Regions from separate parts of the Homo sapiens genome. Here regions 2 and 3 are each linked to region 1. A link is a contact called in ENCODE Hi-C data. All regions are on one chromosome and are shown on one strand. Each heading gives the region's core, a stretch centred on a gene start or an enhancer-like site at or near the end of the contact. The rest is flanking DNA. Distances are from core to core; before and after follow the strand shown. Region 1 holds the start of KCNN2 (potassium calcium-activated channel subfamily N member 2). Region 2 holds the start of MCC (MCC regulator of Wnt signaling pathway). Region 3 holds the start of TRIM36 (tripartite motif containing 36).

What was found. A loop is a pair of places that touch in the nucleus more often than their neighbours do. Pooled maps may share reads with other maps.
Region 2: a loop to region 1 is called in a pooled map, with 4 times the contacts of the local background. The contact joins the promoter of MCC here to the promoter of KCNN2 in region 1. A Hi-C loop is called at or near these places in 2 of 37 single-sample maps with no recorded cell type and 4 of 50 pooled maps.
Region 3: a map of GM12878 shows a loop between it and region 1 (2.7-fold over the local background). The contact joins the promoter of TRIM36 here to the promoter of KCNN2 in region 1. A Hi-C loop is called at or near these places in 1 of 168 maps with a recorded cell type or tissue (GM12878), 3 of 37 single-sample maps with no recorded cell type and 9 of 50 pooled maps.

The regions. Positions count from the first base shown.
Region 1 is chr5:114,360,107-114,363,981 of GRCh38, reverse strand. KCNN2 (potassium calcium-activated channel subfamily N member 2) reads right to left here and starts at 1,912. Exons shown (of 8, transcript NM_021614.4): 1 at 721-1,912; 2 at 1-76. The coding sequence starts at 1,842. RefSeq lists a silencer at 2,635-2,844 and an enhancer at 2,883-3,799.
Region 2 is chr5:113,486,851-113,490,725 of GRCh38, reverse strand. It overlaps MCC (MCC regulator of Wnt signaling pathway), which reads left to right and starts at 2,273. Exons shown (of 19, transcript NM_001085377.2): 1 at 2,273-2,481. The coding sequence starts at 2,312. RefSeq lists an enhancer at 2,080-2,374.
Region 3 is chr5:115,167,779-115,171,653 of GRCh38, reverse strand. It overlaps TRIM36 (tripartite motif containing 36), which reads left to right and starts at 1,746. Exons shown (of 10, transcript NM_001300759.2): 1 at 1,746-2,046. The coding sequence starts at 2,020. RefSeq lists silencers at 1,331-1,750, 2,481-2,570.

The DNA of each region.
Region 1 (3,875 bases), core at 663-3,162:
ACACGATGATCAGACCGAGCAGGATGATCGTGGAGAGACTGATAAGGCATTTCAGAGCTAAGGAATACAGCGACGCCTGCAACACAGTCAGACAGAAGCACTTTTAAGAAAGAAGCACTTTTAACCGCCTTCCACGTCCCCAGAGTCAGTCAGTCCCCCACAGGTGGACCTGAACTCACAGAAGGAAGATAAGGGGAGAGGGGTGCACCTGTCTTGGCTCTGTGATCTGTCAGATCACTCGGCCTCAAAACCAAAAGAGACGAGAGTAGACCTGGAAAGACTGGGAAGACGCGTGGCTGGGCTGCTGGGTCCACGCCATAGAGGACCGAAGCGAGCGCCGCTGTTCCAGGCTAGCAAAACCAGAGGAACTTACTTCTGAGTTCAAGAGAGCGGGTTGAAAGGGCCCTTCTAAACATAATTCACGAGGGGATGAATTACAGATGGTTTCCCCACCGACTTCCAGAACCACTTACTTAAGGTGCCCGAATGCGCTGAGCACTCTTAACTGCCTCGAGAACTTTGGCTGCACGCGGAAAGGGTTCATCTCCGAGTTGTTTAGCTGACTACGGATGCGCGTCCTAGACGCGCCCGCTGTCCTGGCGGGCTCCCTTGATCGTCCCGGAGAGGCTAGGGATCCGCACGCAAAGGGTCCCCGCCAGTGCCCATCCCAACCACCCAGTGCCCGACTCCGGTAGCGTGGGCTGGGGTTCAAGCCTGTACCTTGTCGTAGGCGCCCCACGACAGCTCGGTCTCGATGACCATGACCACGATGCCGAACATGCCGAAGATGAGCGCGTAGTCGCTGAGCCGCTTGCGCTTTTCGAACAGGGCGCGCCGGTGGCCCAGCTTGTAGCCGATGTTCTGGTTTTTCTTTTTGCTGGACTTGGTGCCACTGCTGCTGCCGTGCCCGCTCCCGCCACCGCCGCCGCCTCCTCCAGTGCTGCCTCCGCCGCCGGTTCCATAGAGCGCCAGGTTGTTGGAGTTGTTGTGCTCGGGCTTAGACACCACGATCTCGGGGGCTGAGGACGAAACAGCGGCGGCGGCGGCAGCGGCTGCAGACGGGGAGGACGCGCCGCCACCTCCTCCGACAGACGCGGGGGGCTGCAGGGGCTGCGCCTCTGAGTCCATCTCGTGCAGGTTCCGGCGGGACGCGCTCAAGTTGCTGAGCGGCCGCATGACGCCCCCGTTGTACCTGCAGCTGCTCATGGCTATTTCGGTGAAGGGGTTGCTCTCGCGGCGCGCCTGGGGCTGGTGGTGCTGGTGGTGCGCCGGGTGCGGGTGGTGGTGGTGGTGCGAGAGCGGGGGCCCGGAGCCCAGACTGCCGAGGCTGCCCGTGGGGCTGGCGGCGGGCTGCAGGCTGTGGCACTGGTGGTACTGGGAGGCGGACGCCGACTGCTGCGCGGACTGCTGCGCGTACTGCTGCCGGAGCGCACTGGCATGGCTGGACGGCGTCAGCTCGCTCACATTGAGCTGGCTGCCCCGGCGCGACGAGCAGCAGCAGCAGCAGCAGGACGAGCCCGACAGCGGCGAGGAGGTGCGGGTCCGGAAGGCGCCGCCGGGCGAGGAGGTGCGGAGCAGCAGGGACAGGTTATCTCCCGCCCCCGCCGCCGGGGCACCGGAGGAGGCGCAGCTGTTGCACCGGAGGCATGGGCTGCTGCCGCCGCTGGCCGGCTGCTGGTGCGCGAGGTGCGGGTGGTGGTGAGGGTGCGGGAGGGGCGCGAAGGGCGGGCACGGCTTGTCCTGGCTCTGTTGCTGCTGCTGGCAATGCAGGTGTGAGGAGCGCGGCGGCGGCGGCGGCTGCTCTGGGAAGAAGCCGCGCTGGAACTGCAATGGGGTTTCCATGTCAGGGCTGTTAAAGCTGCAGGGAGACCAAGCGGTGGTGCACCCTGCGCAATGCGTTATGGTCGGGAGCGGGGACTCCTGCTGCTGGTGCGAGGAAGGGCCCATGCCGGCTCCGGTAGAATCCAGGCGGCGAGTCCGATTGGTTGGGCGCACCAAAACAATGGGCATGACATCACCTGCGGGGACCGAGACTGAGTTTGCGGCGCGCGCGGCTTAGGGAAGCGTGTGTGGCAGAGAAAGATGGGGAGGGGAATCTGCAGGACAAACCCTAGGGGGGTGCAGTCCAGAGCCAGGGCGCTCCAGGGCAGGGATTCCGCCTGCTGATTGCGTGGAGATGGAGAGCCCCCACGCAGTGCAGCTGGGCTGCAGGGGGAGGAGAAAAGAGAAAGGCGCCCCTCCCTCCCGTGCCGCTGCCCCCTTGACTAGTGCCGGACGCGCTGCCCGGATCACCTGCGCCAGCCACTGCAGCACGTCGGGCCACCTTGGCCGGGGGCAGGCTCAGGGACGGTGTGGAACCCCGACCACTTCTCCGACTGCACGCCTCGCAGGGCTGCAAAACAGCAGCCCCCTCGTCCCACGCCCGCTTCTCCCAGATCATCCCGCCGAGAGTGGGCTGCCGGCTGCCCGCCAAGTAACTGCGGGGGCACTGGCTTTGGGGAGAAAAAGTTTGGCGACCGGCTGCGCCAGTGCAGCAGCGTGTGGGGAGAATCCCGGGGCCTGAGCCCTGCCTTGGCCGCTGCGGGATCATAGCCGACCCCGAGACCGGATCTTTCCCAGCCGGCAGGCTCTGGAATCTGGATTGGGTGCGCGGCGCTCTAGCCCAAGTGCGCTGCGGCGCGGGTAGGGTTAACCGCCTCGGCACCCCGGCCGGGGGTGGGTGGGGGCGGGGCCGGAGGAGGGGATCCCCGCAGTCTGCCGACAGAGCCGGCCGGGCTTCCCGGGTCCCCCCTGGCGGGGGCGGAGGGCTTTCCCCGCTACCGCCAGCTCACATTTGCGCCTTCTCCAGAACATGAGGGGATGGCGCCCCCGGCCGCCGGGTCCTGGGCTCTGGCGCTCAGGCCCTCCGGCAGCCCGAATCCGGAGGTCCCAGGGCTTCCTTGCCGGTGGAGAGGCAGGCGGCTCGCTCAAAGGTGTGGGGGCTGCTCAGCCACCGCCGGCCTCCAGCTGCTCTTCTGCTTCTCTTCCTCCTCCTCACCTGCAGCGCAGACACAAAGCAAAGACCGGTCACAAATACGCAAATATCGAGCATCTTTGCCAAGTCCTAACTGCAGCGGCGGGTGGGAAAGGGGCCTGGCGCGGGCTGATTCACCCCGGTAGTCGCAGCCTGGCAGGGAAATTAAGAATGATAGCTTGGGCTGAATAGTCGCTGCCCACGGACAGTGCTGGAGTTTTGTTGGAGTTCGGTATCATTATTTATTTATTTACTCTCTAATAAACTAACAAAAATTGCATTTGGTGTCTCACAAATTCCCTGTGCTGTCTTCTTCTAAGAGATGTACCAACACAATGCACTAGGTGATCCTTATGTTCTTTGTTTCTGCTCCATCTTAAGTCTTTACATTTGCATTTCTTTGTGAATTCAAATTCCCGTCTCCCCCTAAAGAAGGTGAAAGAAATTGGCCCGTTGAATATTTGTTTCCATTTTAAATTATTTTAAAGCCTGCTTTTCATGATAAAGACTATTACAACGAGTTAGACCTAGCAATTAGAGTGAAAGCGGATCACCCTCATTAGGTCATTAGGTAATTGGAATTCTCAGCTGGATCCAATTTCTTGATATTCTACTCGGCAGCTGCCCTAAAGTTGCTTACCTGGTATCTGCTTTTCAGAGTGTGCGTGTGTGCGCTTTCAATGCCATGGAATGAATAATTCATTTTATGATGTTCTTTGGACACATGTTAATTTTAATTTTTTGTGTGTGCAAATAAACATTCAGCAGAAAAAAAGGGGTGGGGGGTGCACAGCTGCTTTTAGTCCCGTAGCCCTGGACTTGAGCTAATTAATACTGTCCGGAATTGAATTTCTCAATGGTC
Region 2 (3,875 bases), core at 1,024-3,523, 870 kb after region 1:
GTCAGAATGGCCTTTACTGTCCATAGTTCCATCAGCATTCTGATTATGACCATTTAACCAATTTCTAAGGAGTTCCAAACTTTCCCTGTTCTTCCTGTCTTCTCAGCCCTCACTAGAACCTAGGCTTTTTCTAGACTGCTGCTTCATTCTTGTAGCCTCTGCTCATTATCCAGTTTCAAAGCTGCTTCTCCATTTTCAGGTATTCGTTTTCGTTAACACCCCACTCCCGGTACTAATTTCTGGTCTTGTCAATTTTCTGTTGCTTAGAACAGACTACCTGAAACTAGGGTGATTTATAAAGAAATGAATTTATTTCTTACAGTTCTGGAGAATGAAAAGTCCAAGGTCAATGGGCCACCCTGCTGGTGGGGACTCTGTGCAGAGTCCCAAAACAGTGCAGGGCATCACATGGCAAGGGGGCTGAGCCTGCTAACTCAGGTCTCTCCTTCTCTTCTTATAAAGTCACTAGTCCCACTCCCATGATAACCCATTAACTCATTAACTCATGAATCTATGATTTTAGTGCCCTGAAATACTGGGAACTTAGAGAATAATAAAGAAGTAAAGTAGGAATAGGTAGATGGGGTGGAGAGGAGGAGAAAGAGAGCAGAGATTCCTTCCTTCTGACCTAGCAGACATTCCCAAGACATATGGACTTGTTCCAGTTATATATTGCTGCATAACAAATCACCTCAAAACTTAATGGCTTAAAACAACAATTTTTAATTATTATCTTCACAGCTCTGGGGGTTGGTTAGCCAGTTTTGCTCAGGGTCTCCAATGCAGTTGCAGCATCTAGAGCTAGCATCATCTCTCACTCATGTCTGGCACCTAGTCTGGGAAGATTCTAAGATCCAGGGCTAGAACAGCTGTAGCTCTTTGGTCATCTCCTTTTTTCTTTACATGGTCTTTCTGCATGGTTTCTCCAGCTTCAGGGTAGCCAAACTTCTTTTCAGGCAGCTCAAGGCTTCAAAGGTAAGTGTCCCAAGGGAGAGAGCCAAGTGCAATCTGCATTGCCTTTTCTAACCTAGTCTCAGAAGTCAAGGCAGTCACAAGTCCAATCCAGGTTTAGGGGAAGCAACAGACTCCACCTCTTGATGAGGGGTGCACCAAAGAATCTGTGGACATATTTTAAAACCACCAGAGAACTTCACACGCCTCTCTGGCAGAAAATCCAGGACAGAATAATGAGTCATTCACGAAACCACAAATTGCTTCACTGTGGTTTCCCTTTGGCTATGGGGGAATAGTGCAGTGTTTAAAGGCTCCTGCTCTGGAGTTAGGCTGCCCGGGCTTGCCTCTGCCCTAACACTTACTAAACCTGGAACCTTGAGCAGGTCTTGGTACCTCAGTTTTCTTACCTGTAAATTGGGAACAATGAGAGCTAACAGTTGTTGAGCACTTACTAGGTGTCAGACATTGTCCTAACTGCATTATGTCTGCTCTCCTTTTATATGTAAGATAACTCTATGAGGTACTTATCTATTAATACTTCCTAAGTCGTAGGATTGATAATAAAAGAGGCATCTTCCAGGTCTGTAGTGTGGATCAAATGAGACCATCTATTATGTTCGCTCTTGGCATTATTAAAGCTGTTGGGGGAAATTCTAGTGATGCCTGGCCAGTAGAGTGAGCCGTTTCCAGAAATTGACCCAACGTACACAATGCCACACAGCGTGCAGACTCTTCCCAGTACAGAGTGGGAGCCAAGATGAGGGCTGCGAGGGCCAGGTTTCTTGACAGGTGTCAAAATTTCATAAAAAGGCCAGTCATTCCGGTTCTCATTGGTGGCTATGGGTACAGAACCCGGAACAATCCTGGAGAGTGGGATTACAAGCACCGTTTTGAGTTTGCAGAAGGAGAGTGTTTATATAGCTTCTCTGGAAAAGGAAGCCATGACTCCGGGCGGTCGGAGAAGGTCTGCCGGGAGTACACCTGCCCTCTGCCTGAAGCGTCCCCAAGTGTCCCGGGCCCGCGTCGTTGCCGGATGCACAATGCTGACACCCTTCCCGGGGGCTTCCAGTGTATTCTGCCTCCTCTTGTGTTCCCGTTGCCACCCTTAGCTCCCTGACTCTTCCAGCCACCTTCCCCTCCTCCCTCTTCCCTGAGGTGCCTCCTCGGGCGATTCCAGAGCGCCCATCTTCCCAGTCCGGGCAAAACCCGGAGAGGTGGAATCCCTCGCCCGGAGCGCCCCGGCGGCCACTGGGCATGCTCCGTTGTCAGGCAAGTTCGGGGCTGCAGGCAGCTTGCGCGCCGCGCGGATTCCAGCTGCGGTCGCGCGTACTCCTCCTCCCAAGTAGGGAGCGGGCGCATGATGGCGGCCGCGGCGGCAGCGGCTGCGGGGAGCTCCAGCAGCGGCGGCGGCGGCGGCGGCAGCGGCAGCAGCAGCAGCAGCAGCGACACGTCCAGCACCGGCGAGGAGGAGAGGATGCGGCGCCTCTTCCAGACGTGCGACGGCGACGGGGACGGATACATCAGCAGGTACGCGGGGAGGTACGAGGAAACCGACAGGAGCGAGATCAGTCCCTCCGCGCGCCCTTGACCCCTGCTCTGCCCCCTCGCCCCAACTTGCGGCAAGTTGCTCAGAAGCTCGCGGGAAAAGTTGGCCGCGACTCCGAGAGCGCGTAGCCGGCTCGGCCACGAAGGCCGAGGGGACTGCTCTGTTCGCCTTGCGGGGGTGCCAGTTGGTCCAACTTTTCCCAGCGCTGTCTTTGTCTAGGCGTTGGGAGACATCTCCTTAGGATGCGCACTCTTCCGGGGGCTTGGAGTGTTCTTCCCTGTGGGAAAAGGAGTTCTGGCCGCTTGTCCCAGGTAGGAGGGGCTGCCCCACAGCCTCGGGGTCCTGGGCATCAAGATGCCGCAGCACGGGGCAGCGATCTGCCCGGCGGCTTGGTGGACACCCCAGGGCCGCACCGGGAGGAGATGAGCTAAGCGACAGCCTCGGACAGGGAAATAACCTGTGAAGAAACTTTCTTGTGCCGCAGAACCCATGAATTCCAAACTTCAGAGCCCAAAGAATGGGTATCGTTTGCCACCCAGTATTGATTTAAACGCAGTAGCCTGAGAGGAACGAAGCGCTCAGGAGCAAACTAGGGCTAGACCCGACTCCTACCCGGCTCTGTGCGCTGACCAGGTGAGCTTCGGCGTGGCTCCGGGCGCCTCCGCGCCTCCACTCACAAACAAACTTTGGGGTGTTTGCTTCGGATCCCCCGCACTTCCTACAGAGGCGGTATTTAAGCTTCCTGCCTCCCGGCTTGGCCAAATAATTACTTCTGCCCAAATTTGTGTCACTTAGACTCTTGTGGTGAAGAAGGCAATCGCAACATTTTCTGGTATGCTTCTATTGAATGGTTGACACCGGCCATTGAAGACTTGGTATCCGTGGAAATTTGAATTGCCTTGGATGAAGGAGCAGCCTAAGTTGTGCATTACATGTTTCTTTAGTCTATGTCTTGGTGATGCTAAAGATCGTTTCTGAAAATCCGGGGCTGCTTCCTGATTGTCCCTGCCTACCTAAAAAAAAAAAAAAGAAAGCAAAGTGCGGAATTTTTCCCTTAAAATAAAAAAAATTATTTATTTGGGACTCAACGCAATTTTGATCATTCTTAGGTGAATTTTTATTACTTTGCTAAAGTTTTACTGAGAAACATTAGGAAGATATCAGAAAACTTGATGGAGTAATTCTGTTCGGAAATGAAAATAATATGTAATTCTGATTGACTCCATGCAAATTTCTATCTGGAAGTCTCGTTATTTTGGTTCTGGGAGTAAAAGAAATTTCATTATATAGTTTTCCTTTTTGTTGTTTTCCTACTTGAAAGGTTATTATCTCATTTGCAATAATAAAGGCAAACTCCAACTTTGGATACAATTTT
Region 3 (3,875 bases), core at 497-2,996, 810 kb before region 1:
TTCCTGTTAATGGAGCCTTCTAATCACTTTTACTGTGTCAACTAATAAGTTTTGGATCAAAGCAGGTGTGCGGATGTGAAATTACAGCCCAAGGGGAATTATTTAGCTCAAAGGCCAGTATGAGAAAGACTTATAATGCTTTCTAATGGTTGAGCCTTTAAATATATGTATATATATATAGGCACCTAATTCACGCAGGCATTTGTTAGTCTCCTCCTGATTAGCACTTTTCAGAACCTGTGGGAAGGAAGCCTTCCCAAGTCTAGCACCTGCGGCCACGCAACGGGCATTAATCCGGATCAGAACAGCCCAGGCATTATTACCTGGCAAAGCTTTCGTCCTCTGTTCACCTCATCTGTAAATGGAGGGTATTCCATTAGAGAAAATTGCTATAGTCCCTCAGTGTTTTTAATTCTACACTCCTTATTTAGATGCCGGATTGGAGACGAGGCTACCGCTGCAGACAGGGCTGTGGGAAGACGACGGAACTTGCCACAGCGACAGACTTCTCCCAAACAGGAAATAAAAGTGGGAAGCATTTTAAAACCTAAACGAGATGTCTCGCTACAGCTCTGTAGTCCCTACTTACCCAGCAATTTAGGGCATCTGTTCTTAAAGCCTAATACATAGGAATGAATTGTTTAGCTAGCCAGAAAGGCAGTGCGTGATCTAATAATCCTAAATTAATTTGTTCTCCGTGTGTCCTGAAAACAACACCAGAAACACACTTGGGCCGTGGCAGGTGAAATGTGCGCCGCCAGTCCTTGAGCTGGCGCGCGCCTTAACGTTCAGCAGCACTCCCCGCGGGGGTGCGGGGGTGCCGGAGCCGCTCAGGACCCTCTGTCCTGGCCCTCAGGAAGGAAAGCGTAGGCCCGGGTGGCGGGGGGTCTCTCCCTTGCCGCGGCCTTTTAACTTCAGTCCCTGGCCAGCATCCGGGAGAGGAATCTCCACCCTGCAGGCGGTCCCCGCGCTACTGGGCAAGAACGTGCGGTGACATCGCGACTTGGGGGTATAGAAGCAGAAAGCGGGATATGACTGCTCGGTGCCCAGTCAGGGACTATTAAGTTCACCCAGCAAGTGAAGCCAGAAGAGAACTGGGACAAGCCGGGCGGGGCCAGGGAACCCCAGGCCGCGCCTGGCTAGGGACCGCGGAGAGGGCGGGCGGGGTCTCACTCTGGTCGCCTCGCGCAGCTCTGCCGTGCTCGCCGCGGCCATTCAGGGAAGGTGGCTTAGGCTCGCCCTCGCCCGCACCGTCCTGTGCCGAGCCTGGAAGCGGGGCTTCGAACCGCGAGTGAAGAAAGCGCAGTGAGAGCAAACTGAAGGGCGGAATGGCAGCGCAGGGCCAGGGGCCAGGGGCCAGGGCTGCAGCCGGCTGCTCTGCTGCAGCGGAGCCTCCCCGCCCCGGCGCCGCCCTCGGCACCCGCCCACCGCTCCCCGCTGCCCTCACTTCCGTTCCTCAGAGCCCCCCAGCCTGGCATAGGGCGACGGGCGACTACCCGGGTGGGAGGGAGGGGCTGATGCGTAGGGGGAAGGTGGCGGCGGAGGGCGCCGAGTCCCAACCGCGTGCCACACCCACGCCCAGCCGAGTCCCGCTCAGCCTACCACTCAGACACCCGGCCTACCAGCCCCAGGCGGCCCCGCCTCTTTTGTGCGACTGGCGCTGTTGCCTGGGCAACGACCAGGCCACGCCCTGTCCACGCCCCGCGGTGCCCCGCCCAGGTCTCTGCGCGGCGCCGTTCCCAGCCGCAGTCCGCAGGAGCCGCTGCTGCAGCCGGCAGCTGGGCGGGATTCCCGGGGTAGTCGCTGGGAGCAAAGCTCGCTTCTCCCGCGCCTGTGCTTTTGCCTGCCCCGGCTTACTTCTCCCCGCGTCGGTCCGCTGGCCACGTACAGCTGACCAGCTCATCTTCCAGCTTCGGACCGAGGCTCCACGGCCGCCGCAGGGACCCGCCCACCAGACCCTGCGCTCGGTAGCCGGTGTGAGTGGAACGTGCCGCTGATGACACCTGGCAGAAGGCAGCCATGGAGGGCGATGGCTCAGATTCGCCGGTGAGTGCGGAGGGGACCGCCGCCCCCACCTCGAGGGCGGTGTGCCGACCGCGGCTCTTTCTCTTTCCTCCGCCGGGAGCCCGGAGGGAGCCTCCTCCCGGGAGAGCAAAGGCAGGCGTGTGGGGATCCCGCTTCCTCTTCGCCTTCTCCCGCCCGGGGCTAGGTTCCGCAATCCGGGGCGTCCCCTTTCTATCCCCGAGAGCCGGACGTGGGGTCCCCTGGGCCGGAGAAGAGCGCAAATCCGATGGTTGCCCACCTGAGCACCTCGGGGGAATCATGGAGGGTCTCTCTAATGGAGCTCAGGCTGTAGAATTAATTAGCGTTTGGGAGTCGGGTGCGGGCAGAAAGCTGGGGCGCGTCCCTCGCGCTTGCGGGGCCGCCCTTTGTCTAGGCGTCTTGACCCCCGCGGGCCCGGCCGGCTGCCGCCGCCTGGGCCAGAGGCTCCTCCCCGGCTTCGCCTGCCCGCGGGGGGCGGGCCGGGGCCCCGGCAGCTGTCAGCCTACAAGTGTTTTTGTTTAAAGGTGTCGAATGTGCAATTCTTCCGAAGTTTCTCGAGGAACTGCTTAATTGAGGGAGCCGCCACATCACACTTAATCAGTTTGTTTCTCCCTCAATGACAGATGAACTAAATTTTCTCTTGGGTAAGAAATACTTTATGTCCATTGTGATTAAAAAGTCAGATTCAAGACACTGCTTTATGTACAAGAAAATGGAAATGATTTTAGATCCTCCCCCAGTGACAAGTAAACCTGAACTGACCATATTTATACATAAAATGGAATGTAAGAACCTATTTTGGATATCCCGGACAAGATTTTCTTTTGAATTAGGTGCCAAACCCTTTGTGAAATGAGATAGGATGTGAATATTCTGTATTCTTTGATGTGAATTGTGAGGTTTAGTTATCTTATTTCCAAATCTGTGAACAGTTGGGAGGTGATATGGCTCTTCATCACATATTTGAGTGATGCAGCAAGAGACTGCATCGAAACACCCACTGACAATGATAAAACCAGTTGGCTCTAATGCAGTTAAATTGTCAGAGATTATTGAAGCACTTGGTGTCACTTTAGGGAGAATAGGTTAGCATACATTTTAAAATTTCATTACATTTAGTTAAGTCAATTTTAATTTTCTGTGTATTTCTAGTAGCTGAAATGATTGTACAAGGTTATAAGTACTTTGAAGTTGGGCTGTCTTTAAAATTGCAGGGATGCTGACTATAGGATTCATAGATATGAAGTCTGGGATACATGGAAAAAACTACGTAGAGAAATGATGGGGAAACTGGTATGAGGTCATCAAACTTTTTTAGTTGTGATGAGTCTAAAATGCTTCTCACTTAAAATAATGAAAGGCTGTAGTATTGAGAGCAGTTGTAGTGGTGCTTATACACCTTTTTAAAGGGTCCCCTACATTCTTTTAATATTCTGTTATGGTTAGGCTTTGTGTCCACACCCAAATCTCATCTTGAATTGTAATCCCCAGGTGTTGAGGGAGAGACCTGGTGGGAGGTGATTGGATCGTGGGAGTGGTTTCCCCCATGCTGTTTTCGTGATAGTGAATTCTCCCAATATCTGATGGTTTTATAAGGCAGTATTCTCTGTTCTTACTCCCTCTCGCCTGCTGCCATGTAAAACGTGCTTGCTTCCCTTCCTGCCATATTTGTAAGTTTCCTGAGGCCTCTCCAGCCATGCAGAACTGTGAGTCAATTAAATCTCTTTTCTTTATAAATTAGCCACTCTTGGGTATTTCTTTATAACACTGTGAAAAGGGACTAACACAGAGAATTGGTACCAAGGTAGTGGGCACTGCTGTAAAGATACCCA